7 separate regions of the Homo sapiens genome follow, and all the other regions are linked to region 1. A link is a contact called in ENCODE Hi-C or POLR2A ChIA-PET data. All regions are on one chromosome and are shown on one strand. Each heading gives the region's core, a stretch centred on a gene start or an enhancer-like site at or near the end of the contact. The rest is flanking DNA. Distances are from core to core; before and after follow the strand shown. Region 1 has its middle 180 kb from the start of LINC01624. Region 2 holds the start of C6orf120 (chromosome 6 open reading frame 120). Region 3 has its middle 33 kb from the start of LINC00242. Region 4 holds the start of PHF10 (PHD finger protein 10). Region 5 overlaps LOC124901235. Region 6 holds the start of LINC00574 (long intergenic non-protein coding RNA 574). Region 7 holds the start of DYNLT2 (dynein light chain Tctex-type 2).

The links. Hi-C counts contacts between places; a loop is a spot of excess contacts on that map. ChIA-PET counts read pairs that join two places held with the same protein, here RNA polymerase II (POLR2A). Pooled maps may share reads with other maps.
Region 2: a loop to region 1 is called in a pooled map, with 14 times the contacts of the local background. The contact joins the promoter of C6orf120 here to the enhancer-like site in region 1. A Hi-C loop is called at or near these places in 4 of 37 single-sample maps with no recorded cell type and 8 of 50 pooled maps. POLR2A ChIA-PET finds 5 or more read pairs at or near these places in 2 of 52 experiments (CD4-positive, alpha-beta memory T cell and activated naive CD8-positive, alpha-beta T cell).
Region 3: a loop to region 1 is called in a map of OCI-LY7, with 6 times the contacts of the local background. The contact joins two enhancer-like sites. A Hi-C loop is called at or near these places in 1 of 168 maps with a recorded cell type or tissue (OCI-LY7), 1 of 37 single-sample maps with no recorded cell type and 3 of 50 pooled maps. POLR2A ChIA-PET finds 5 or more read pairs at or near these places in 1 of 52 experiments (A673).
Region 4: a loop to region 1 is called in a map with no recorded cell type, with 12 times the contacts of the local background. The contact joins the promoter of PHF10 here to the enhancer-like site in region 1. A Hi-C loop is called at or near these places in 2 of 37 single-sample maps with no recorded cell type and 8 of 50 pooled maps. POLR2A ChIA-PET finds 5 or more read pairs at or near these places in 1 of 52 experiments (K562).
Region 5: a loop to region 1 is called in a map of natural killer cell, with 4 times the contacts of the local background. The contact joins two enhancer-like sites. A Hi-C loop is called at or near these places in 1 of 168 maps with a recorded cell type or tissue (natural killer cell) and 2 of 50 pooled maps. POLR2A ChIA-PET finds 5 or more read pairs at or near these places in 2 of 52 experiments (activated T-cell and activated naive CD8-positive, alpha-beta T cell).
Region 6: a loop to region 1 is called in a map of OCI-LY7, with 5 times the contacts of the local background. The contact joins the promoter of LINC00574 here to the enhancer-like site in region 1. A Hi-C loop is called at or near these places in 2 of 168 maps with a recorded cell type or tissue (OCI-LY7 and naive thymus-derived CD4-positive, alpha-beta T cell), 2 of 37 single-sample maps with no recorded cell type and 10 of 50 pooled maps. POLR2A ChIA-PET finds 5 or more read pairs at or near these places in 1 of 52 experiments (CD8-positive, alpha-beta memory T cell).
Region 7: a loop to region 1 is called in a map with no recorded cell type, with 14 times the contacts of the local background. The contact joins the promoter of DYNLT2 here to the enhancer-like site in region 1. A Hi-C loop is called at or near these places in 3 of 37 single-sample maps with no recorded cell type and 7 of 50 pooled maps. POLR2A ChIA-PET finds 5 or more read pairs at or near these places in 1 of 52 experiments (GM10248).

The regions. Positions count from the first base shown.
Region 1 is chr6:170,086,865-170,090,101 of GRCh38, reverse strand. No RefSeq gene overlaps it. Among named protein-coding and RNA genes, the nearest start is that of LINC01624, 180 kb to the left of the region's middle. RefSeq lists an enhancer at 1,370-1,469. Within about 2 kb of position 1,466, at least 11 of the 41 ENCODE cell types and tissues checked have a DNase peak (open chromatin) inside an H3K27ac peak, as active enhancers do; they include OCI-LY7 and natural killer cell, where a contact is called at or near this core.
Region 2 is chr6:169,700,553-169,703,667 of GRCh38, reverse strand. It overlaps C6orf120 (chromosome 6 open reading frame 120), which reads right to left and starts at 1,542. Exons shown (of 1, transcript NM_001029863.3): 1 at 1-1,542. The coding sequence starts at 1,208. The coding sequence ends at 633. WDR27 (WD repeat domain 27) reads left to right here and starts at 1,639. Exons shown (of 26, transcript NM_182552.5): 1 at 1,639-2,117. RefSeq lists a silencer at 1,176-1,545 and enhancers at 1,596-1,685, 2,006-2,085.
Region 3 is chr6:169,830,580-169,833,788 of GRCh38, reverse strand. No RefSeq gene overlaps it. Among named protein-coding and RNA genes, the nearest start is that of LINC00242, 33 kb to the right of the region's middle. Within about 2 kb of position 1,673, at least 3 of the 41 ENCODE cell types and tissues checked have a DNase peak (open chromatin) inside an H3K27ac peak, as active enhancers do.
Region 4 is chr6:169,723,240-169,726,557 of GRCh38, reverse strand. It overlaps PHF10 (PHD finger protein 10), which reads left to right and starts at 2,058. Exons shown (of 12, transcript NM_018288.4): 1 at 2,058-2,713. The coding sequence starts at 2,627. It also overlaps a transcript of DYNLT2 not described here. RefSeq lists an enhancer at 1,393-1,935 and silencers at 1,867-2,166, 2,237-2,476, 2,577-2,956.
Region 5 is chr6:170,458,265-170,461,451 of GRCh38, reverse strand. LOC124901235 reads left to right here. Exons shown (of 3, transcript XM_047419615.1): 3 at 1-2,121. Among named protein-coding and RNA genes, the nearest start is that of PSMB1, 93 kb to the left of the region's middle. Within about 2 kb of position 1,816, at least 3 of the 41 ENCODE cell types and tissues checked have a DNase peak (open chromatin) inside an H3K27ac peak, as active enhancers do; they include natural killer cell, where a contact is called at or near this core.
Region 6 is chr6:169,788,779-169,791,690 of GRCh38, reverse strand. LINC00574 (long intergenic non-protein coding RNA 574) reads right to left here and starts at 1,618. Exons shown (of 3, transcript NR_026780.1): 1 at 1,275-1,618. LINC00242 (long intergenic non-protein coding RNA 242) reads left to right here. Exons shown (of 2, transcript NR_026781.1): 2 at 573-2,901.
Region 7 is chr6:169,750,148-169,753,480 of GRCh38, reverse strand. It overlaps DYNLT2 (dynein light chain Tctex-type 2), which reads left to right and starts at 1,909. Exons shown (of 4, transcript NM_174910.3): 1 at 1,909-2,142. The coding sequence starts at 2,023. It overlaps ERMARD (ER membrane associated RNA degradation), which reads right to left and starts at 1,859. Exons shown (of 18, transcript NM_018341.3): 1 at 1,818-1,859. The coding sequence starts at 1,823.

The DNA of each region.
Region 1 (3,237 bases), core at 217-2,716:
TGGGCACATCACAGCGTGGGCATGGCAGACGAAGACATGCAGGCCACACGCAGGAAGGCACAAACGCACCGGTCACAGTGTCAGGGGAGCACTGGGTGGTGTCACAAGGGATGTGAGCTTTTGTCTGTTGTGTGTCTGTATGTGTGTTTTAACAGTAAGATTGGGTTCGGGCAAAATCTAAGGGAATAAAAAGCAGGGGAGTGGCTGTGTGTGAATCTGGAGCACAGGTGGCCATGCAGTGACATTAAAATTAGGTCAAAGGAAAGACTAGAGCCAGGGGCGAAGGCGGGAGCGTGGTAGGAAGTGGGGACGGCCTGGCCAAGGCCCCGCCAGACCACAAAGCTCAGGCCCAGACCGCAGAAGGCCGATAAGAGCGTTCCGGAAATCAGCTCTGTCTCGGAAAGAGCCAGGCCCATGGGCTCCTGGCCGTGGGCAACCAAGGCTGAGTCAAAGCCACGTTCTCAAGAGAATCCAGTGCAATTATGCAGAGACTCATTTAAAATGACAAGTACTTTTTAAAAGTCACTCTCTGAAAATGACATTCAAACCAATTATCATTAAGGGAAGATGTAAGTTAGCTTTGTTTAAAAAAAAAAGAAGGTGGAGAAGAATAAAAATCTGTTTTTAGATACTTTGTATGTTGCAGTTTAGAAATACTCCTGCTGAATAAAACCTACAGGAAATGGAAGCAGAGGCGTGTGCAGCCAGCTCAGGAGGGAGGAGGTGAGCTTTGCTTTGCCTGAGTGCTGGTGAGATTTTGCCACCGATGCCGTGATGCATGGAGACCCTGGCTCAGTGAGTCCCCAGGGGAAGCCAGCAGCAGGAGGAAGCCTCAGATCGCAGTTTTTTTTTTTTTTTTTTTTTTTTTTTTTTTTTTTTTTTGGTGATAGAGTCTCGCTCTGTCCCCCCAGGCTGGAGTGCAGTGGCTCCATCTCGGCTCATTGCAACTTCCAACTCCCAGGTTCAAGCAATTCTCCTGCCTCAGCCTCCTGAGTAGCTGGGACTATAGCACCAACCACCACGCCTGGCTAACTTTTTTTAGAGACAGGGTTTCACCATGTTGCCCAGGCTGGTCTCTAACTTTGAGCTCAAGCAATCCGCCCGCCTCGGCCTCCCAAAGTGCTAGGATTACAGGCGTGAGCCACCGCACCCAGCCCAGCTGGTGTCTCATCAGACGTGCAGAGCTGCCTGCACCAAGTGGGACCTTTGCCCCTCCCCGGGGAGCCTACACTGCCGCCCGGCGGGGACAGTCCAGGGCCAGATGCCTGTGAAAGAGGGCGAGGCACGGCCCCAAAGCCTTGGCTGTCAGGATTCCAGGCCCAAGAGGAAGCGGCCGCCCATGTGCCGGGTGAGGTGATGTCTCGTGGCTGCTCAACAGGAGGCCCCGGCACGGATGGTCCTCGCCCTCACACGTGGGCTCAGTTACGTACACACATGTGCCTCATCACACACTGAGCAAACTCCACCGCGGTCAGCCTGCACGGGGACCAGCCCCCGAAGGCCCCTCACAAACACTTATGCCAGAGGCTAGGGGGGTACAGCAGGGTTACCTGCAGGCCCAGAAACCTCTCGGTGTGGCTCGTGTTAGGCCCCGTGGCTTCTTGCACTGAGGCCACGCTCCTGGCTGGGGCCTTGGGGTGAGTGTAGCGTAAATGGCCACCTGCAGGAGGAACCTGTTGGCTCCGTGGCCCAAGACTCTGTTCTTCCGAAAACTCACAGGCTGATTGTTGAGTGGTTGGTCCGTGCACCATCTGGGAGCTGGGGCTGCGGTGGGGGCCCGCGCACCTCTGGCCGTCCTCCTGCGCTCCAGCAGCCCCTTCCCGTCTCCTGTCCCTCTCCCCGCTCACTCCCAGCCCCACAGTCACACCCAGGCTCCCTTCCCAGCTCTGCTCCCACCAGCGGCACCTCACAGCCACGTCAGCTCTTTCTCCTTCGTGCCGAGCCTGTTGTCTACAGACTTCCTCAGGCTGTGGCCGCGGGGTTTCGCGGGCCGACGCTCACCACATCCTGTCCTTTGCCTGTTTTCTCCCTCCCAAGGGCAAGCGCCGCTGCCCCGGCCCCGAGCTCAGCCACAACCTGTGCTGCCGCCCACCCCACGGCCTCCCGTTCCCGCCACACCACGCTCCTCCCACCGCAGGGTCTCCCGGTCCCCACCCACACCACGCTCCTCCCACCCCACGGCCTCCGGGTCCCCCCCACACCACGCTCCTCCCACCCCACGGCCTCCGGGTCCCCCCCACACCACGCTCCTCCCACCCCACGGCCTCCCGGTCCCCCCCCACACCATGCTCCTCCCACCGCGGGGCCTCCGGGTCCCCCCACACCACGCTCCTCCCCCCACACCACGCTCCTCCCACCCCACGGCCTCCGGGTCCCCCCCACACCACGCTCCTCCCACCGCAGGGCCTCCGGGTCCCCCCCACACCACGCTCCTCCCACCCCACGGCCTCCCGGTCCCCCCCCACACCACGCTCCTCCCACTGCAGGGTCTCCGGGTCCCCCCACACCACGCTCCTCCCACCGCAGGGTCTCCGGGTCCCCCCACACCACGCTCCTCCCACCCCACGGCCTCCGGGTACCCCCACACCACGCTCCTCCCACCCCACGGCCTCCGGGTCCCCCCACACCACGCTCCTCCCACCCCACGGCCTCCGGGTCCCCCCACACCACGCTCCTCCCACCCCACGGCCTCCCGGTCCCCCCCCACACCACGCTCCTCCCACCGCGGGGCCTCCGGGTCCCCCCACACCATGCTTTTCCTTGGCAGCCTCAGCCTCATTCCTTTCCTCTAAACCTCCACACTCGGCCTCCCCTGCTGAGGCTCCCGGACGTTTCATGACCTTTTAACAGTGCGATGCTCCCTTCCGTTCCACGGGCCGGCCTTGTCCACGCCCTTCCCCGAGCTTGGCCGGTGCTGTTCCCCAGCCTGGGGCCGCCCTGCACCCTTGGCCACGTGTAGCTCCCTCCAAGGGTCCAACTACACGGTCCTGGCTCTTTCTCGAAGCCTCCCCTGCCCCTTCCTTCCCACGCAGGTCCCTTTCCTCTACACAGTTGGACGTGTTGTCCCGTGCCCTCCTTTCCCCGCATTTCCTCGTCTTTCCTCGTGGACAGTGAGCTTCGTGCGGAGGGGAGTGCGGGCCCTGCGGGTCCTGGTGCTGCTGAGCGCAGCACTCGTTCTGCGGTGGACACTCCAGGCGGCTTTCCCAGAGGAGGGGGCATGGCGGGAGCGGGCCTATG
Region 2 (3,115 bases), core at 293-2,792, 390 kb after region 1:
AAAGTTATTTAATAACTGAAGAATTTTCATAGGTATGACAAATGGCCCACTAAGATTTGGTGCAGCTGGATTTAGAGTTGTCATTATTGGACTGGTACAGGAACAAACTTTGTAAATACCTGCCTGCCAGGAAATCCTTTTTGTATAGAAAAGTACCATCACCTACTTGGGGTACAGGCATGAGGCTTTAGTCCAGGCTCAGGGAAGTGTACGTAAATCATTTCCAACTTGATTTTAGTAACTCTTGAAAACTTACACCAACTTCGGTTAGAATCTCCAGAGTAAAATTACAAAGTTATCAACCTTTTGATTTGTGTCACAGCATGAAAGGTTGCTCTATTTTATATAAACCTGTTACTGCAATCATTTTTAGTCAACCTGCCTAATGAAAATGGAGTCTAAACACTTTGTGCACAGTCCTTTTATAGGAATTATGATCTTTAAAATACTGTGCTTGCTGCTTTTCCTATTTTTGGGGTAACTGAGGTAACAAAACTGCGTATGGCTTTATTTTTCCATCCCTTGACTAAAGGTACCTAGAACTTCAACCAAGTACAAGTAGCAAGGTTCACAGCAAACTGCAATCAGCTTCACAGATGGAGGGTTTTATATCCCAGAGTGTGGTCAACGACTCAAAAGAGAATTTCAAGTACCAGTTTCAAAATGCTAATTAATATCGTCCAGAGAACAGATTCCTCCTCTTGCGAGGCGTCTTCCGGGGCACCAGCGTGCTTCTGGCCGGCATCTGCGCCGTCGGCGGGGTAGGCGGCCTCGCCGAACGGGTGCTGCTCGACCGTGCCGTCGTAGTACACCTTCATCTCGAACTCGCTCTCCAGGTGGGAGGGGTGTCCATAGACGCCGATGCCCACTGGGCGCCGGAAGTGCGCGGGGATGGACACGGCGTCCGGGCCGCAGGTGGCCGATTGCAGCTCGTAGTCGTCGAAGCTGGGGTGCAGGCTGCTGGCGGAGACGTACAGATCCGCATCTCCCTTGAGGCTGCGCATCCTGAGGACTATCTTGCCCTCGTGGTTCAGCCGCAGGTAGCTGTAGTTCCCGGCGCCTATCTGGCCCTGGACGACGTGCAGGAGCACCCACTCCTCGGGGACCTCCTCCTCGTCCGCGCAGCTTCCCGGAGACAGGACCTGCGAGGCTAGGAGCAGCAGCAGGGCCGTCGTCCAGGGCGCGGCCCTCCCGCGGGGAGCGGCCATGGCTGGCGGCTCAGCTCCGGGGCCTGCAAGTGGGTCAGTGCTGCTGGGGACACCGGAGGCGCTCAGCACCGGAGCCTGTCCCCGCCGTCCGCACGCGGGTCCACGGCGCGTCCAGGCGCCTGGTCTGTCGCTGGGACTGTCCCTTCCCACCCGCGTGAGGCCCCGGGGAGGAGGGGTGGGTTAACCCCTCCCCCGTAGCGCGGCGCCCACTCAGGGCAGGGGCAGGGGCAGGGGCAGGGCCGCTGTGGCACCCTCGGACTCACCACCACTCCCCGCAGGGGGCCGCGCTTTATACATCCGGACCCGAGGCCGGAGCCTCGCCGGAGGCGGAAGTGACGCTAGGTCCGTAAGTGAGCCGGCCGGAAGCGAGGCTTCTCCAGCTGTCGCGAGATAGCGAAAGGGGCGTGGGCGCGAGGGGCGGCGGGCTAGTAACCATAGCGGCTCGCGTGGGTCGGCTGGCAAGTAACCATAGCGGCGAGCGTGGGGCGGAGTGTGGCTCGGTAGTCCTCTGCGTGCCCTCCTGGGAGCTGGGTGCTGTGAGTCCTCCCCTAGCGGGCTGGTCTCGGCGCGGAGTCGGCGCCGAACCCGAGCTGCTGCTCTGGGGCGTGTGCCTAGGGCGCAGGGCTGGAGCGCGGGGGCTGCGCGGTTGCTCGCGGCTCCGCTGAGGTCTCTAGGAAAGGGGGCGATTTGAGGGTTCCGCCGTGACCGCTTCCAACGGCGGACACGCGCGCTCTGGACCAGAGCCGTTGCCCGCTGTCTCGTCACCCGAAGCCTCCTCCTGACGCCGTGCTAGTGCGAGGGTCTCCAGGGGAATTCGGGGCACAAGTCGGGCCGGAGCATCCGGGCGGCCGCTTGAGATCGGCGCTTTGAGAACTGAGCGCATGTGGAGTTCGGAGGAAAAGGGCTCAGGTGGTTATTTTAATTAAAGCAGCTGTGTATAAGGAGCACTCAGATCTCTTTAAAAGATTCAGTAGTTTAGGAACGAACCAGGGCTGTAGAAATGCCCGGCCTCCTGCACCTCCCGTCGGTTCTGAGCTCCGAGGGCGGGAGCGTGGACCCTGAGGGCTCGTTAATTATGCCCCACTGGCCTTTCAACCTGCGTGGTAACTACCAGGCTAGGTTTTCCTAACTCGAGCCAAACAGCAAGTTTCTGACTTGATTATCACTAAAAGAGAAAAATTTCGATCTTTTCTAATCAGAAGGGAGTAATTTTCTCTTTTTAAAAATATTCGTATGTACATTAAAAAAACGGAAATGCACAGGATTTTATCAGTGGTACTCCTCGAGTAGTAGAGTTTTCATCTTTTTATGTATTTCTAAATTTTCTACAATTTACACACACTGCTCTGTACCAGTAAAGGAGTATTAACTCTACAGCTTCCAGTTTATCTGGGATTACTATCTTGTGTTTACTGACTTAACTTTAAGACTATGGTATCTTTAGCAATCACTTGTCACTGCCTTTTCCTGAAGTGCTTACCTAGTGTTAGGTGCACTAGAATCTCACTAAAATAATAAATTTAGTTTATTTTCCCTGACTTGTTCTGTGCATGTATGTACATGGATATTCCTGGGGATATCCTGTGACATTGATTATCCCCTAGGGTTGGCACAGCAGGGAGAGGAGGTAGGGATAAAAAACTTTATTATTTCTGCATTGTTTAAATGTTTTGTATTGTATTGCTTTTGTAATTCAAAAAAATGTTAAACAATTTATATTAGTGGAGGTAGGTTAAGTGCTGTAGCAATTCACCCCAATAGAACAGTTGCATGTTTCTTGCTCACACAGTCCTGTGTAGCGGTTTCTAGTCAGACGATTCCTTTGGGCAGCTCTCTGCAAGCTGCAGCCTAAAATTCTTCCATGTTGTGGTTTTTTTCCTTAGGCCCTCTGAATTCTCCGCATTTAG
Region 3 (3,209 bases), core at 424-2,923, 260 kb after region 1:
TTTGTCTTCATCTGAGACTGTCTGTATTTCACATTCATTGCTGAAAGACACTTTTGCTGGATATAAGGTTCAAGGTGCGTAGCTCTTTTCCTCCATGCTCTGGGCCTGCTGTGCCACTTTGAGGACTCCAGGGCTCCTCCTGAAGGTGAATCCACGCTCCTTTGGATTTTTGCTCCCTGTGCGTCACGTGCTGATTCCTCTGGCTGACTTTAAGATTTCTTCGTGTTTGGTTTTCAGCTGTTTTATTATGCTGTGTCTGGGTGAGGGACTTCTTTAAGTTTATCATCTTTGGGTGGCAGAATAAATTTCATAAGCAGCCTACTCATACTCTCTCAGATGAGTCATCACAATGTCTAATTGGCTAAAGGAAACTCTAGAGTCTTGAAGGAGTTACTATTTTCCCCCAAAATTAACTTAGAAGATCGAGAGTAATAAACCATTCTTACACATATATAGGTGCACTAGAAATAAAAAGAAAAAAAGAAATGTTTCTCTCTATTATTTTCGAGTAGGAAAAAAATGACAGCCTACATTTTAAGTCTGGGCCTTACATATTATTTCTGTGTACGGTGAAAGTGGAGGAAAAGGCCTTCTGTGTGATAATTACGGACAAGGTGCTTCTGGGGGGCTCACAGAACACAACAGTTAACAAGCGGGTGTCTTCACCAATCGTCATTACAGCTAATGTAGGCTGAGCAGTTCTTACACGGCAGGTGCTACACCCACCTCTTTACATGCACCCTCTCGTGTTATCCTTGGAACAACCTTGTGACCTTAAACATTATTAACCCCAATTTGCAGGTGAAATTGAGGCATAAGTAACTTTCCCAAGAACATACAACCAACAGATCCAAGAAGTCCATGTTCTTAAATCCCGACATGAACTCCTGTCACATCCTGAGAAGGCACTCATGCTGAGCAAGTTAAAGGAATCATCTCACCCTACCCACACATTAGCCAGGGGGGCCATTTCCTGTTTCATTTCCTATCAGTGTGTGTCTGTTCTTATTTGGAAAAGTAAAGGAGGCTTGGCTTAAACCAATCTATCCTTGAAGCCACATTTTAGAAGGGTAAATATTGCTTCTCATGTCACATGTTTGATCATGCTTCTAAACTAGCTGGGCAACCAGAGGCGCTGCCTCGGATCTGTGCTGCTCAAGGACACAGCTCTCCCTGTGGCTCTGGGTTCTGTCCCAATTCTCTCCCTCTGCTGCTCTTAAAAAGCCCTTATCCATTAGAGACACAGTAGTTACATAAAATTATATCTTTTGGGATGGCCAGAAAATACTCCAATCCAAAGAGAAAGAGAGATAGAGAGTGGGGACAGGCAGAAACTGATTAAACAAGTTGAGTCGTGAGTCAATAATTATTAGTCATAAGCCACTTAATTATTAATCAGGTGGTACTTGGTACATGGGAGTTCATTACACAGTCCTTTCTACATTTGTATGTACTCTTTAAACATCAAAATAAAAAGTTAAATTTTAAAACACAAATAGAAAACTAGTGTGTGTATAGATGTGTGTATCCATGTATATACCTGTGTGTATAAATCTGGTTTCTGCACTTACTGTTCTACTGAAATGAGTGGCTCTACGACGGCCCCGAATTTCCGAATCCTTGGGTCTGTTTTTAGACTTCTTCGCAACCAGTCGGCGGTGGACTCTGCTGATCTCTTCATTTATATGAACTGGCAACTCGCTGCCCTCTCACAGCTTTTGCGAGCTCCTTAATTTCTGCCGTGTTCTTGGTTTATTTGGAGTCAGGTTTCCTCTCCCCCATTTCTCACACGTTTTCCCTGAAGATGCTCTTCCGCTCACACGGCATCTACTGTTACCAAGTCTGAGGGAATTCCTGTTCTAAATCCCTTTTCAAAGCAGCAAATTGTGCTCTGAGGCAGCTCCTGTCCCTGGAGCAAAGGCTCTGGTCACTAAGGAGCGTTCTCGCGCACGTGAACAGCGCCCCCTGCCGTGGTGTGGAGATATTGCGTCATGGAGACCCTCCCTGCGCAGCTGCCGGCAGGACCCGAGTCTGTCCCCTACCTGGGAGACCTCTTGGCAACCAGGCAGTTTGCGGGGGTTGCTTCCTTGGCCCTTTCCACTCATCGGTGTTGAAGGGTTAGAGCAAACCAGCCGCCCTCAGCCACCAGCTCCCAGCAGATGAAGTCAGGGGTGTGAGAAGACGCTTCCTCATCCTTCTGTGACTCGAGGTATCTCTGCCCTTTGGGAAGCAAGAAGAACAGCAGCCGTTTCTGCCAGTGTCCTCATACAGCTATGGCTTCAGCAAGCCACGCGTGGTCATCTGTCAGGGTCTGGGAAGAGAAAGAAGCCACGGAAGCTACCAGAACAGATAATTCCCATGAGGGACTTGATGTAGGGAATCCGTAGGTAGAAGGTCCTTAACTGGGGGCCAGAGAGGAAGCTGCTGCCTCCCCAAGCTTGGAGGAAGAAAAGGAAGAGACGGACTTGTTCTCATTTTGACTCTTGAAGAAGGGACACATGGCCTGAAGAGGAGGCCCCAGCTGCTGTGAGGGTCTCGGAGGGAAAATTGCAAATGGGGTTTGGGAGCCACTGTGCAAAGTGAGTGAGCAGCCTTGCAGCTGTGGAGCATTGCAGGGATGCAGAGCCCGGCTGTGGCACTGAGAAGGCCGCAGGTGTCAGCGCCGGGCCCCTCCTCCTCCCGAGGGTGGGCAGGGCTGCGCTGCTGGAGGATGAACACCTGAGGGCTGGGCTGCTGCAGGATGCACTGCTCAGGTCACTCACTAGCGGGAGGGAGAATTTTAGGACTGACTAAAGTCTCCGGACACATCCTTGGCAAACACAGGGAAGATACGTGGTTAATGCTCCAGGCAGAATGCGCAAGCGTCCCAAATTCCTAGGCTGAAACCTCACCCACAAGGTGACAGTGTTAGGAGGTGGGGCCTTTGGGAGGTGATGAGGTTCGGAGGGTGGAGCCTCATGGTGGGATTAGTGCCCCTACAAAAGAGGCCCCAGGGAGCTGCCTTGTTCCTTCCGCCCCGTGGGGGCACAGCCAGAAGGCTCCATCTGTGAACCAGGAAGTCTGCCCAGACACCCAGACACTGGAGCAGGGATGTGGAAAATGCCAGGCATAGCCAGGTGATGGTGAGTGGCCCTCTGGGGGCCTGAGTCCAGGTGCCTAGGGGGTGGAGAAGGATCAGTCAAGGGAGCTGTGACCTAGGTGGGTGGCCA
Region 4 (3,318 bases), core at 809-3,308, 360 kb after region 1:
TCATCCTTAACTCCTAGAATCCATCTTCATTTATCTCATTCTTATGCCAAACTGGAACGATTGATGTACCTGAATATGTCTATTTTCCCACCCCTCAGCCTGTTTGGGGCTTGAAACCCAATTTCTACTTCCATTGCACATCTACCTGTGTCTTTCTTACCTGTCTTTAAAGCAGTTTTCAAATTCTAGGTCAACCTTGAAACCTCCATTTTTTTTAGTTGGTAGTAAACTCCATTTTTTTTTTTAGTTGCTAGTTGTTTTCCCACCTAAGCTGCCTTAAAGTACAATTATATATTCGTACCATATTGTATTAGTGTTGAAGCTGCCTATAGGCAGGGATCTAATCTATACAGTGTCTCCTTAATATTCTTCTTTGCCTTGCACATTGGAAGACTGAATCAGTTATTTGTTGACTCCAGAATAAATTTGCATTTGATCTTGTCAACCTAAATAACAGACAGGTTTGCCAAACATGACAAATTTATTTGAAAGTGGGCATTGCAATGTAGAATATGGTGTCATAGTAAACTATAGGTGTATTCAGGGAGGTAAAGGAAGATAAGGGGTTTAAAAGGAAAAACGAGGAGGATTACGTAAGTTGTTTTGAAACAATTATCCTTGGCTACAAAGATCAGTAACAAAGGGGATGGCCAGTCCAAGGTTGGACAGGCAGTTGCTGCGCAAATGTCCTTGAAGCATTTTTTTGTGTAGTTTTGTGGCCTTTGTGCAAGGTTGTGGTTTTGGCAGTCTTTTGTGCTAATTCTTTATATCAGGCAATTATTAGTGAGAACTTTCCCATCACGGCTTTCCCTGACTCCATTCTCTGACAGCTTTCACAATCTAGAGACAGAATCCCGGAGGGAGAGGAGTACCAAATAGCTTAAGAGTTTTTTTTTGTTTTTGTTTTTTTTCTTAAAAAAAAAACCGCTAAACTCTACCCTGATCAGTGAAAAGAATTTAGCTGAAAGATGCAGTTTCTTCTTGGCAGATTCAGACAAGAAGTGCGGCGGAAGCTTACACCTGCACGTGGTGGGACAGAGGCAAGAACGGATGGTCTGGCTGAGGCTGAGAGAACCAAGCTGGATTAGGATCGGCTTGAGGGCCCGGCGTCGTCAGTGGTGACCTCTCTGACCTGAGGCAAGTGAGTCAGGCTGGACTGAGCGTGTTAACGTCGGTGTTTGTCAATGTGACGCGCTAGAATAATCCCTTTATCTTTCCCAACTTTTGTTTGTTGAGTGTAGGCAACTATAATGAATGGAAAGGAAACCGGATTGTACTTTAAATCCGAGAACATTCTCTACTCTCCAGAACAAGTCATCTGCAGGCGCAGGCAGTGGAATCCGTGAGGCCAGCTGTACGGCGGGCCGCCCCGGACCCAGGCTTGGCTCCTCACTTTCCGCTGTTTTTAGTGCGGTCCTACAAGTGCCCTGGTGCAGCCCGAGATCAGTAATAAATGCAGCTGAAATACACCGGCTCCCACGTTCTCGCGGGGGTACCTGCCAGGCCGGCGTCCACGCTCCTCCCCGGCTCCCGGCCGACCGCGTTCTCGGCGGAGGCATCAACCACGCGGGCACGCAAAGCCACGAGGGCCGAATCTCAGCGACTTCTTCCCGCTGTGCCTCCCGCACGCTCCGGGGCGGGCGCCGACAGCCCCCGGGTGCAGCTGCGGATGCTCGGGGAAGCGTGGCCTGGGCAGGTGGCTCCGCTGCTCTCTCGGAGCGCCACCAGCGAGAGGGGCGACCCGAGAACAAAGGCGGGAGAGGAGCGGCGACCGCGAGCGCGTAGAGGCGGAGGCCGCGCAGTCTCCGCGCGACTGCTCCGGGCAGGGCGACCCCCGGCAGAGAGGGGGCGGGGCGGGGACCCCCGGGAGGGGCGGGGAGGGGCGCGGCGGGGGCGCGGAGAGAGGGAGGGAACGAGGGTGACGCGCGGAGGGGCCGGGCCGGGGGCCGCGGGGAGGGGGCGGCTGCGAGCGCGCCAAGTGGCGACGTGCCGGGCCGGGGCGGGCCGGAGGGCGGGCGGGAGGTGGGGCGCGCCGGGGGCTGGGGGGAGCCGCGGCCGAGTACAACGCCGGGCCGTGGGGAGCCAGGCGGCGGCGGGGCTGAGGCGGCCGCGGGGCTGAGGGGAGCGGCGGGGCTGAGGCGAGCGGCGGGGCTGAGGCGAGCGGCGGGGCTGAGGCGGCCGCGGGGCTGAGGCGAGCGAGCGGCGGGGCTGAGGCGAGCGAGTGGCGGGGCTGAAGGGAGTCGCGGCGGCGCTGAGGCCAGCGGCGGAGCTGTGGGGGGCAACGGTGCTGAGGCGGTGGCCGCGGCCGGGCGGGTTGGGCTGACGTGAGAAGCGCCGCCGCCGCTGGGCCTCCTCCATTCCGGCCCGCAGCCCCGCGCCCTCCCAGCCTTTGGCGCCCTCCCGCGCGGGCGGCGCGCTGGCGACGGCCATGGCGGTGGCGGCGGCGCTGGCGGGCCGCGGGGCGCGCGGCGGCAGGGGCCGGCCCCCGGGCGGGCGGGCGGAGGGGGCGGGGCCGGGGCGGCGGGGGGCCCGCGCGGCGGCGGCGGCGGCGGCGGCGGCAGCGGCGGCGGCGGCCGGGACAAGGCGGAGGCGACGGCGGCGGCGGCGGCGCGGGGCGCTCGGGCTGATGGCGGCGGCGGCCGGGCCCGGGGCTGCGCTGTCCCCGCGGCCGTGCGACAGCGACCCAGCCACCCCCGGAGCGCAGTCCCCGAAGGTGAGGAAGCGGCCGGTGCGACCCGACCCTGACCCCGTCCCGGGCCTGGGTGCCGGGGCGTGGGCCCAGTCCCACCGGCGGCCGCCCAGCGTCTCGGGGGCGTGGGCCCAGGCCGGGCGCCGCGCCTGAGACCGGGGGTGGTCGGCGAGGCGGGGCCCCGAGGTGAGCCCGCGGCCTCTAGCGAGCAACAAGTGCGGGCGGGCGGGGGACGCGGCGCGGCTTCCCCGAAGTTGGCAGCCGGCCCTGCTTGACAAGCTTGTCCCCAAAACGCCTCCTCCTAGGCCAGCCGTGGGACGGAACGCGCCCGGGGCCGAGAGAGTTGGCCTCGGAGGGGCCTGCAGAAGCGCGCGTTCGCTCAGCGTTCATTCCGCGCATAGTTTGCCGAAGTGTTTGAACGCTTACTGCAAAAACCGAGTGGCGAACGATATGGAAAATCAACACACTCAGTGAACTTACTGTAATAACTAAGTTAATACGCAAGCGTCCGGATGTTTTCAGCGGAAGTCTGTTAAAACTTTTTACTGCTTGAGGAGGTGAAAAGAAATTGGTGCTTGTGGAGAAAATGGAGATGAGCAGTAGTGTCACGCATCAAAACGTTTTGGTTC
Region 5 (3,187 bases), core at 567-3,066, 370 kb before region 1:
GAAGGGAAGGGCACCCTGACACATGGCTCCTGAGAGGGGCATCCCCTCGGCAGCTGCAGAAGTGAGTGAGCGTAACTCCACTGCGAAGGGGTCTCAGCGTCTCTGAGCGGAGCTCCCCCAGCGCAGTTCCCCCAGCGCCACCTTGAAGGCGTGAGGGGCATGGGGTCAGGGGGTGAGGAGGGGCCCTTTGGCCTATTTGTGGGTGGACAGGAGCATGCTGAGAAGCCCCTTCCTGCATCTTTTTCTGTCTTCTGGTCATCACCAGGGGAGGGAGAGGGTGCTGGCCACAAACCACTTGATGCTGGGGGCTAACGGGAGCAGGTGTGGAGAGGGAAGCCCATTGAGCTCTTTGCCTGGTGGATGTTGCTATGAATTTTGGATTTTGATTATACGATGATAAAAATTACACAAAAATGCAAATGCTCTGCTATTCATTCAAATATGCAACAAATATTTGTGTACCCTCTATGTGCCAGATATTATGAATGTTGTATCTGCCATCATTTTTCTTAGAAAATTATTCAGCATTTCTTAGGCTACGCACGAGCTTAGTTATTCTTGACCTCCTAGGCATACCCAAACATTTAGTTAGTGCCTCAGGGCGCCTCATCTCCAGGCCTCTGATGTGCAGGCCCCCGGCCCCTGTGTTTTGTGGTCAGAGCACTCAGGAGCAGCCCCTTCGGTCTGAATGCATGCCATGTGAGTGTCTCATCTTTGCCATTAGGTACAAGGGATTCATACACATTTAACAGTTTATATATTTAATAGCTATTTTTCTAAGACGCTTAGCACAATGAACGCCAGCCACACAGGTCCCTGTGTGTTAAGGATGAGTGGAGGCCTCCATTTCCCACCCCCGTGCCCAAACCTGCAGTCATGATGCCTCTCTTGGGCGAGATCCGAACCCTAGGGGGCTTTTTGGGGTCCTCAGTGCTTCTCTGCTACCTCACTTGTTTCTGCTGAAATGGAAAACAAAGGAAGCTGTCTTCAGCAATAGGAGGGTACCAATTTGGTTTGAGGGCAAAGTGAAAGGTTCTTTGTGGCCCTAAAAACCACAGTAGGACCACTGAACTGTGGCTTTCCCAGGCCCCAGTGCATGCAAAGTCCTTGACACTCGAGTTGGAAAAAGTGGGGTATTAGGAGGAGGAAGTCTCAGCGCTCCTCTGTGGTCACTCACTGCTTCTCTCTCACTCCCTTTCTCCTTTTTCTCTCTCTGCGTCTCAGGCTTCAAGACCTCCGACATCTGGAGGCTCCATGCAAATCCCACCAAACGTGTGAAACTGCCTCAGTAGCCCACACGAAGTAGAATTGATAGGAAGTATGTGAGGGTTGAGGTGCACTGTGCTCATATGCATTGTGCTCATAGATGGGAAATTTTGTTTGTAAGCATTCAAATATCAATCGGATTTTTTACTTTCATATTTTGGAGAAAAGAATCTTTGCTCCAGTTCTTATGTATTTTTGGGAACCCTTGCAGAACTCATAGACCCCATAACCCTGGGGCACAGGGTTGGGGGTTAGACACCCCAAGGTCCTGTTTCCTGCTGAGGGACCTGGGCTAACGCCTCTGGCAACTCCTATTTCAAGCTTTAAATGAAGTGTTTCTTGGCTTCCCTTTCCTGCATTTGCTGTTCACAGAGTCCCCACCACCTTCAACTGTCACCTCATTTGCTCCACCAGGCACCGCTGAGATGGTCATCCTGCAAGAAAACTCTGATATTGTCACTCTTGTACATAAAGACTCCTGTGGCAGCACTTGCTTACTGTGAGGTCCAGCATGCGGCTGAGCCAGCAGGACTTTCACTTTCGGGTCTGACTCACATCCTCTCTTGTGTCCCCAGCCACCCCGACCCCCAGTGTGGGCATTCCCACTCATCGCTCTGTCCCCTTCACAACCTTGTGTCCCCGGCCACCCAGGATAGGGGCTCCTCCTGTGGGATAGGGGCTCCTCCTGTGGGATAGGGACTCCTCCTGTGGGATAGGGGCTCCTCCTGTGGCATAGGGACTCCTCCTGCAGGATATGAGCTCCTCTTACGGGATAGGGACTCCTCCTGTGGGATAGGGGCTCCTCCTGTGGGATAGGGGCTCCTCCTGTGGGATAGGGACTCCTATGGGATAGGGACTCCTCCTATGGGATAGTGGCTCCTCCTGTGGGATAGGGACTCCTCCTGTGGGATAGGGACTCCTCCTGCAGGATATGAGCTCCTCTTACGGGATAGGGACTCCTCCTGTGGGATAGGGGCTCCTCCTGTGGGATAGGGGCTCCTCCTGTGGGATAGGGACTCCTATGGGATAGGGACTCCTCCTATGGGATAGTGGCTCCTCCTGTGGGATAGGGACTCCTCCTGTGGGATAGGGGCTCCTCTTACGGGATAGGGACTCCTCCTGTGGGATAGGGGCTCCTCCTGTGGGATAGGGATTCCTCCTGTGGGATAGGGGCTCCTCCTGTGGGATAGGGGCTCCTCCTGTGGGATAGGGACTCCTCCTGTGGGATAGGGGCTCCTCCTGTGGCATAGGGACTCCTCCTGCAGGATATGAGCTCCTCTTACGGGATAAGGACTCCTCCTGTGGGATAGGGGCTCCTCCTGTGGGATAGGGGCTCCTCCTGTGGGATAGGGGCTCCTCCTGTGGGATAGGGGCTCCTCCTGTGGGATAGGGGCTCCTCCTGTGGGATAGGGATTCCTCCTGTGGGATAGGGGCTCCTCCTGTGGGATAGGGACTCCTCCTGTGGGATAGGGATTCCTCCTGTGGGATAGGGGCTCCTCCTGTGGGATAGGGACTCCTCCTGTGGGATAGGGGCTCCTCCTGTGGGATAGGGATTCCTCCTGTGGGATAGGGGCTCCTCCTGTGGGATAGGGGCTCCTCCTGCGGGATAGGGGCTCCTCCTGCGGGATAGGGACTCCTCCTGCGGGATAGGGACTCCTCCTGCGGGATAGGGGCTCCTCCTGCGGGATATGAGCTCCTCTTACGGGATAGGGGCTCCTCCTGCGGGATATGAGCTCCTCTTACGGGATAGGGGCTCCTCCTGTGGGATAGGGGCTCCTCCTGTGGGATAGGGATTCCTCCTGTGGGATAGGGGCTCCTCCTGTGGGATAGGGGCTCCTCCTGTGGGATAGGGGCTCCTCCTGTGGGATAGGGAGTCCTCCTGTGGGATAGGGGCTCCTCCTGTGGGATAGGGGCTCCTCCT
Region 6 (2,912 bases), core at 369-2,868, 300 kb after region 1:
CATTTTCCTATGAAATGGGGCTAATATTGCCTCTTTCTAAGGTTGCTATTAGGATTAATTTTTGAGATAATAGACACTGAGATAACAAACCTGCCAAGTGTTACATCGATGTGATTATCCTGAGATTGAGAGGAAATGTCAGTGAGGCACTAGGTGGTGGCATGGCCGTGAGTGGGAGAAAGAGGGTGGATGTTCCAGATGTCCCTGGATCTCTACCAAAGAGAAGATGCAGCGAAAGGACAGCCGTGTTCCTGGTGTCTCCTTTTCCCCTCAGGACAATGAATTACGGGTTTTCTGTGCCTTAGTTTTCTTCCTTTCAAATGCAGTTAATAATACTGTCTCTCAGGGGGTATTCACAGACGTGAACAATTAATGATCGCAAAGTGCTTTGAAAATAAATGAGCTTACTCATAATGGTGGTGTTTGATATTTATAATAATAAGCCTGTGCTGCTGGCTTCGCGAACTATATTCATTGGTACAGAGCTTAGTTTTATGACTGGCTTTTTCAATATTTTAACATAAAATCCTCTTATTTTAAAGTAATCAAATGACCTTCCTGCATTCCTCCAGAGTCTTATTCGGAAAAACTTAAGATTTGATCATAGATCTATTTTAAGAAGTGCCAAGTTAACTGACATCGATGCCATCGTATCTGGAGTCCCTAGGAAATCCAGGGGGGGACAATGAACCGTAGGAAGACTCGGACTCGGGTCTGCCTGTAGCACTCGGAGCCTGCAAGGCAACACAGTTATTGAGTTCTATTAAAATTACTTGGTGTGGCTATAAACCAAACCACACCCCTGTAGCCAATGCGAAGAGCTTCCCGTAAAAGCCGTGCGGTGGGAAGGCCTCTCGCTGTCTCCTCTGCGCGGCAGGCAGACATGGACGACACCGAGGCGTGAATTCAGCCTGCACCTCCTAAAGATGAGCTGTTGAGGGCGATGGCCACAGCAAGTCCGCACCAAGTGCTCTTTAAACATGAGTGTTTCTTTAAACAAAGAACCTTCCCGGCATTGAGGTCTGATTAATGATGCCCCGGCACCTCCTCCCTCACTCAGGGATCACTTCCCTGCGGCGCGTTCCCAGACGCAGGCTTCCCTCACGGAGGCGGGAAGATTTCAGGCGCTGTCTGTTCTTGTCTTTTGTCAGCACGGACAAGGATGGAGACCCCACTGGTCAGGCGAGCCCCGCGGTCCCTGTTCCTCACTTCACCACCTGGGGAAGCCTGATCCCCATCGATTCGCAAAGGAACAAGGAAAGAACACGTTTTACCTGGATGGATGGTCCCCCTCACGGTGGCCTTGGAACCCGCTTCAGCGGGAGAGGCAGCGCCTCACTCACGGCTCCCCCTGGCCGCTGCTTTACCAGGGAGCGCCACCCCGTGCCCCGCCAGAGGAAGTGCAGGCGCCAGCACAGCACGGGCCGAAAGCCACACTGTGGGACCCGCAGCGCAGCTCCAAGAAATCCAAAGTCCATTCACAAGAGGAGCTTCTCCGCCAAATCGTTGAAAAATAAAACGAGAAATGAGTCGCCACCGGTATCCGCTTTAGTCAGCCGTACGAAAACGCAACCCGGTCAGCTGCACTTCTGCTGCCAGCCCTCCTCCAGTCAAGCACCGGCCTCGAGAAGGGCAAAGGGCAGGTAGGAGTTCCGACGCATGCGGCCACGGGGCGGAGTCACAGTTCAGAGGCCTCAGCTGAACCTGAAGTTATCCTAAGCTCGAGCCCCAGAGTGAGGACTCGGGGTCAGGCATCCGATTCCCCATCAGCTCCTTTACTAAAGCTGTGCAGAGAATCCGAGGCTATGAGTGGGGGTGGGGGAAAGATGTACAGGATGCTTTGGTTTCACTCCTGAGATACGAGAACGTCCTCTGAACACACATGCAGATAGCTGGACTTCTAGACAGAGGAAATCCAAATCGTTTCTTTCCTCCCAGCATAAGGGAACGGTCCGGTAAGAGCTGGTGTTTATCGATGCTACGTGCCAGAATGGGGCTGAGCACGGCGCCTCACTGTATCCTAACGTCTAATGAGGCAGGGAATGTCACTGTCACACTCTGCAGACGAGGAAGCCATGCTGTCAGCAGGTACACATCTTGCCACAAAACCAGTAACCTGTGGCACTGAGATCGCACACCGGTCGTCCACTGCCAAGTCCGTGGCCTCCTTCTCTGGGGTTTGCCTGCCTCTTGATGGCGGCCATGCCTCTGTCCTCTCGCAGGGGCTGGCTCTTCCAGTGGTCACTACTTTTTGGTTGCAAGCAGCAGAGATTCCCTGGAGGGCTTGTTGAAAGCACTCACATCAACGGAGCCTCAGAAAGGGAGCTGAGGCCATGCACGGCCCTGCAGTTTCTCCTCAGGCTTTGGTTTGCATCCCTGGCCTGACTTTCCCTCAACAAGTCCTGCTATCTCCACAAGGCGGCCAGCCCAGCCCTGTCCTCACCTTCCAGCCCCAGCTGAGCAGCCCCTCCCCACATCATCTTCAGCTGCTGCCCAGGCTCCGCAGAGCAGGTGTCCACCGCCCATCCAGCCATTGTGTTTAGAGGGCAGAGCGACCTGCCGGGACCTTGACAACACCTGGCCCCACCCACACGTCCTGCAATATTCACTGAGGAATGCACAGCAGCACATATGTGCCTCATGTGTCCTGCTGTGATGCAGCGAGTGGCACACAGCATTATTGTGTCAATCATGTGTCTTGATGTGATGCACTGGTTCAGACAGTATCATGGATGCAGTGTTTCTTTAAAACTGTCAAATTTGAGGAAACAATCTAACAAAAGCCAATTGATGAACATTCTGTAAAGGTGACATAAATACTTCAAAAATGTCTCTGACACAGAAAGAAAAAAAACAAAAAGGGAGCTATTCCAGATTTTAAAAATAAAAGATATAGTAACTAAAAGCAGTTG
Region 7 (3,333 bases), core at 660-3,159, 340 kb after region 1:
CATTCCTTCACTATCCCAGAGTTATCAAAATAAGCAATTTTTTTAAATGGGGAATGGGAGAGCAGAAACCAAGTATAACGAACAAGAAGGAAAAAGAACCCCACGTACCTCTGACTACCTAAACGGTGTTGAAGAAAACCACAATGTCATCCCAAAACATGCCTCTTCGATATAAAAACAACAACAAATTTGAGCTGAAGACAAGAGGCAGCAAATGAAGGAAAAGCTCTCTCTATCCTCCCCCTCTTCCGCCCAAAGACAGGATATAAATTCTTTACTGGGGATAACTTTAGACTTACCAGACCAGTTAAGGTACCAGGGGAATCTGCAAACAATTCTTACTCCATTAGTTTCCGAATATGTATCTACCTTCCCAATTTCCTGCCCTTTGAAGCCTAAAACTGCTCTCCTGTGTCCTGTCACTTCTCTGCAAATCTACAGTTCTTTGTTGAAGATGGTATACAAATGTAGTTCTAAGCCACCATTTCAAGTTACTTCTCATTAAGGTTTATCCCTTGTGATGTGTACTCTGTCCAAGAATAAACTTTTTTCTTGTTATCCTTTCATTTGTTAAAGGGGTCACTCCGAACTAAGATGGGCAGAGGTAAAGTTTAGCCTTCCCTGCCATGTAAAAAGTAGCAAACCGTACTGGTTTTCCATGGAGAATTAAATACAATCGAAATCCTCACAATTACCCCACATGACACTAAGACCATCGTATAAACCTGCAAAGAAGTCAAATTCAGGATCTAAAGCGGAACCGAAGCTCTTTATTTTGGTGTGTTGAGTTAAGGGGGGGCTGTGTTGTGACAGTCATAATTAGCTCTGGGCAGCTTCCTAATGTGGAAACTGCTATCAGTTGCCCTGTTTGCTCCTCCTGCACCCAGAAGTTGCACTTTCCACTCTCAGCCCTGGTTTTCGAACAATCCCAGCAGGCCCTAACAATTAAGTCATCACTAAAGAAATCTACATCAACTATTTGTTGATTGGCGATTGTCACTCGCATCCTCCATGTGGCTCTATGGGGCTGGAACTCTGCAGACTACACTGGGCCGGTGCTTTGGAGCTGGACTTAAATTTGAATCATTCCTCAGCCTCTGACTACCTCTTGCCTTGGAAAAGTTACTTTATCGGAATCTCAGTTCTAAGTGAAATAAAACGGTGCCAGGCTGCACCTGGTAGGGCTACAGTAATCAGATAACACATGAAAAGCATCTAGCACATAGTACTCAAAAATGGTAGTTATCGTTATCATCATTTTGGAGACGGGGTCTCGCCGTCGCCCAGACAGGGGTGCAGTGGCGCGATCTCGGCTCACTGCAGCCTCCACCTCCTGGGCTAAAGCGATCCTTCCACCTCAGCCTACGGAGTAGATGGGACCACAGGCCCCACCACGCCCGGCGATGAACACAAATTTACTGTCCGAGTGTGGACCCTACAGGCAGCGACTAGGAAACTGCGCTTCTAGGAACGAGCCACGGTCAGGTGAGAGCCCGACCTGCGGCTTTCCGCCCCCGCGCCACCGCGCACAGCCCTCCCTGACCGTCCGCCGCGTTCCAGCTCAGGGCCAGGAGGCGACGGAGAAACCGAGCCTGGCCCAGGGAGGCCGGCAGGGCCCGCCAGGCGTCTTGCAGGGCCGAGCGTCCGATACCGCCACAGAGGCCAGGGCCGCGACGTCGCCAGCGCCCTCCAGCGCGGGACCGCCGGCCACCGCAGGCGCGTGCTCGCTCGCCCACTCCGCGTAGCCGAGCACCACCCAGCCTGGCGCCGACTCCCTGCCTAGCTCGGGATCGAACCGGGCCCTACACCCGCCCTACCTCCATAACTTCCGGTGCCCCGCTGCGGCGCGCGTGAATGACGCAGGCGCCTGCGCGCCCCTCCTCCAGGCGCTTTGGAGCCCTGGCGGGCACTTCCTACCGTACGAGGCGCAGGTGGGAGACTTCCGCCCTCGCGGGACTGGCTAGGGCGTTTGACCGCCGGCGGTGAAGGGGAGGCGGTGGGCGTCTTGGAGAACAGAGCGAGATGGAGAAGCGAGGCCGAGGCGTGAAGTCGAGCCCCATCCAGACCCCGAACCAGACCCCTCAGCAGGCTCCGGTGACGCCTAGGAAAGAAAGGAGGCCTAGCATGTTCGAGAAGGAGGCAGTGAGTGCGGAGACTGCTAGGGGCCCGAGACGGCTATGTCCGACCGTTTAAGTGAAATCGCTCCCCAGTGGGCCCCGCTCCCGTCACCACCCCCAGAGCCAAGGAGGCAGCATCTCCCTTTTGTGTTTCTTTTTTCCCCAGATGCGAAATTGAAGCCTGAGACTGAGTTGGGCAGTCCCCTTTGGACTTGAGTGCTAAAGTTTTCTTGTTTTTTAATTAGGGCCATAGAACCCTACATAAGTCGATTGGAAGGGTGGTTACAAGATCTTCTTTTCAAATTTACTCAGCTTGCGGATTTCCTGAGAGTACTCTGAGTATTATTGCTTTGTACTAAAACACAGTATGTTAGTGTATTTAGTGCCATTATAAGCAGTTTTGCTAGCGAAAAATGAGTGTGTTGTATTAAAAAAATAATTTGATAAACCAGGCAGAATAGTGCCATGTTTTGGGTTTTTAAAACATCAGCAGTCTGGATATTTGAAGAATGTACAGGAGAAAAAAACTTAAGTTGAAAATACCCTGTCCAAAACTTACTGATATTGATGGAAAGGGTCATTATTCAGTTTTATTGGTGGTATAACAGGTATTTCTATATGATTAGGCTTTGAAAACCGTTAATGTATTAAAGACTCTATATTTTATTGATACTTTAACAGAAAATTAGTTTGCCCAAGGATACAAAGCTGTAATGATAGAGCTGGGACCAGAACCTGTATGCTAGTACTCGGTCCAATTGGCCTATACTGGTTTCTCTTCGTACTTACTTCGTGGACCTATAATAGGATGAAGATAGAGATGACAGGCAAAACAATTTTTTGAAGACCCTAAAACATTTTAAGATTACTCTTAAAAAGAGAATTCTCAAAATAATGGCGAAATTTCAGGTTCTTGTTTCCCTGGTGTCTACATTTTACAGAGGAAAGAACGAACTAAATAAAGGAGGAAAAGCAAACAGGCCAAGTTTACACAGCTAAGAAAAAGAGCAGAGCAGGGCTAGAAACCTAAATCAGTTGGACTTAAAACTTCACACTCCCAAACACTATGCTGTATTTCTTGGCAATGAGTCTGAGTAACAGGTCACCAACAGTAAAGAAAAATTTCTATATATTGAGGCAGACAAGGGTGGCTTTTATAAACTTACTGCCTATCTGAGGTCTGAAGTGGTCTTTAAAATTCAATGAGCCTGAACTC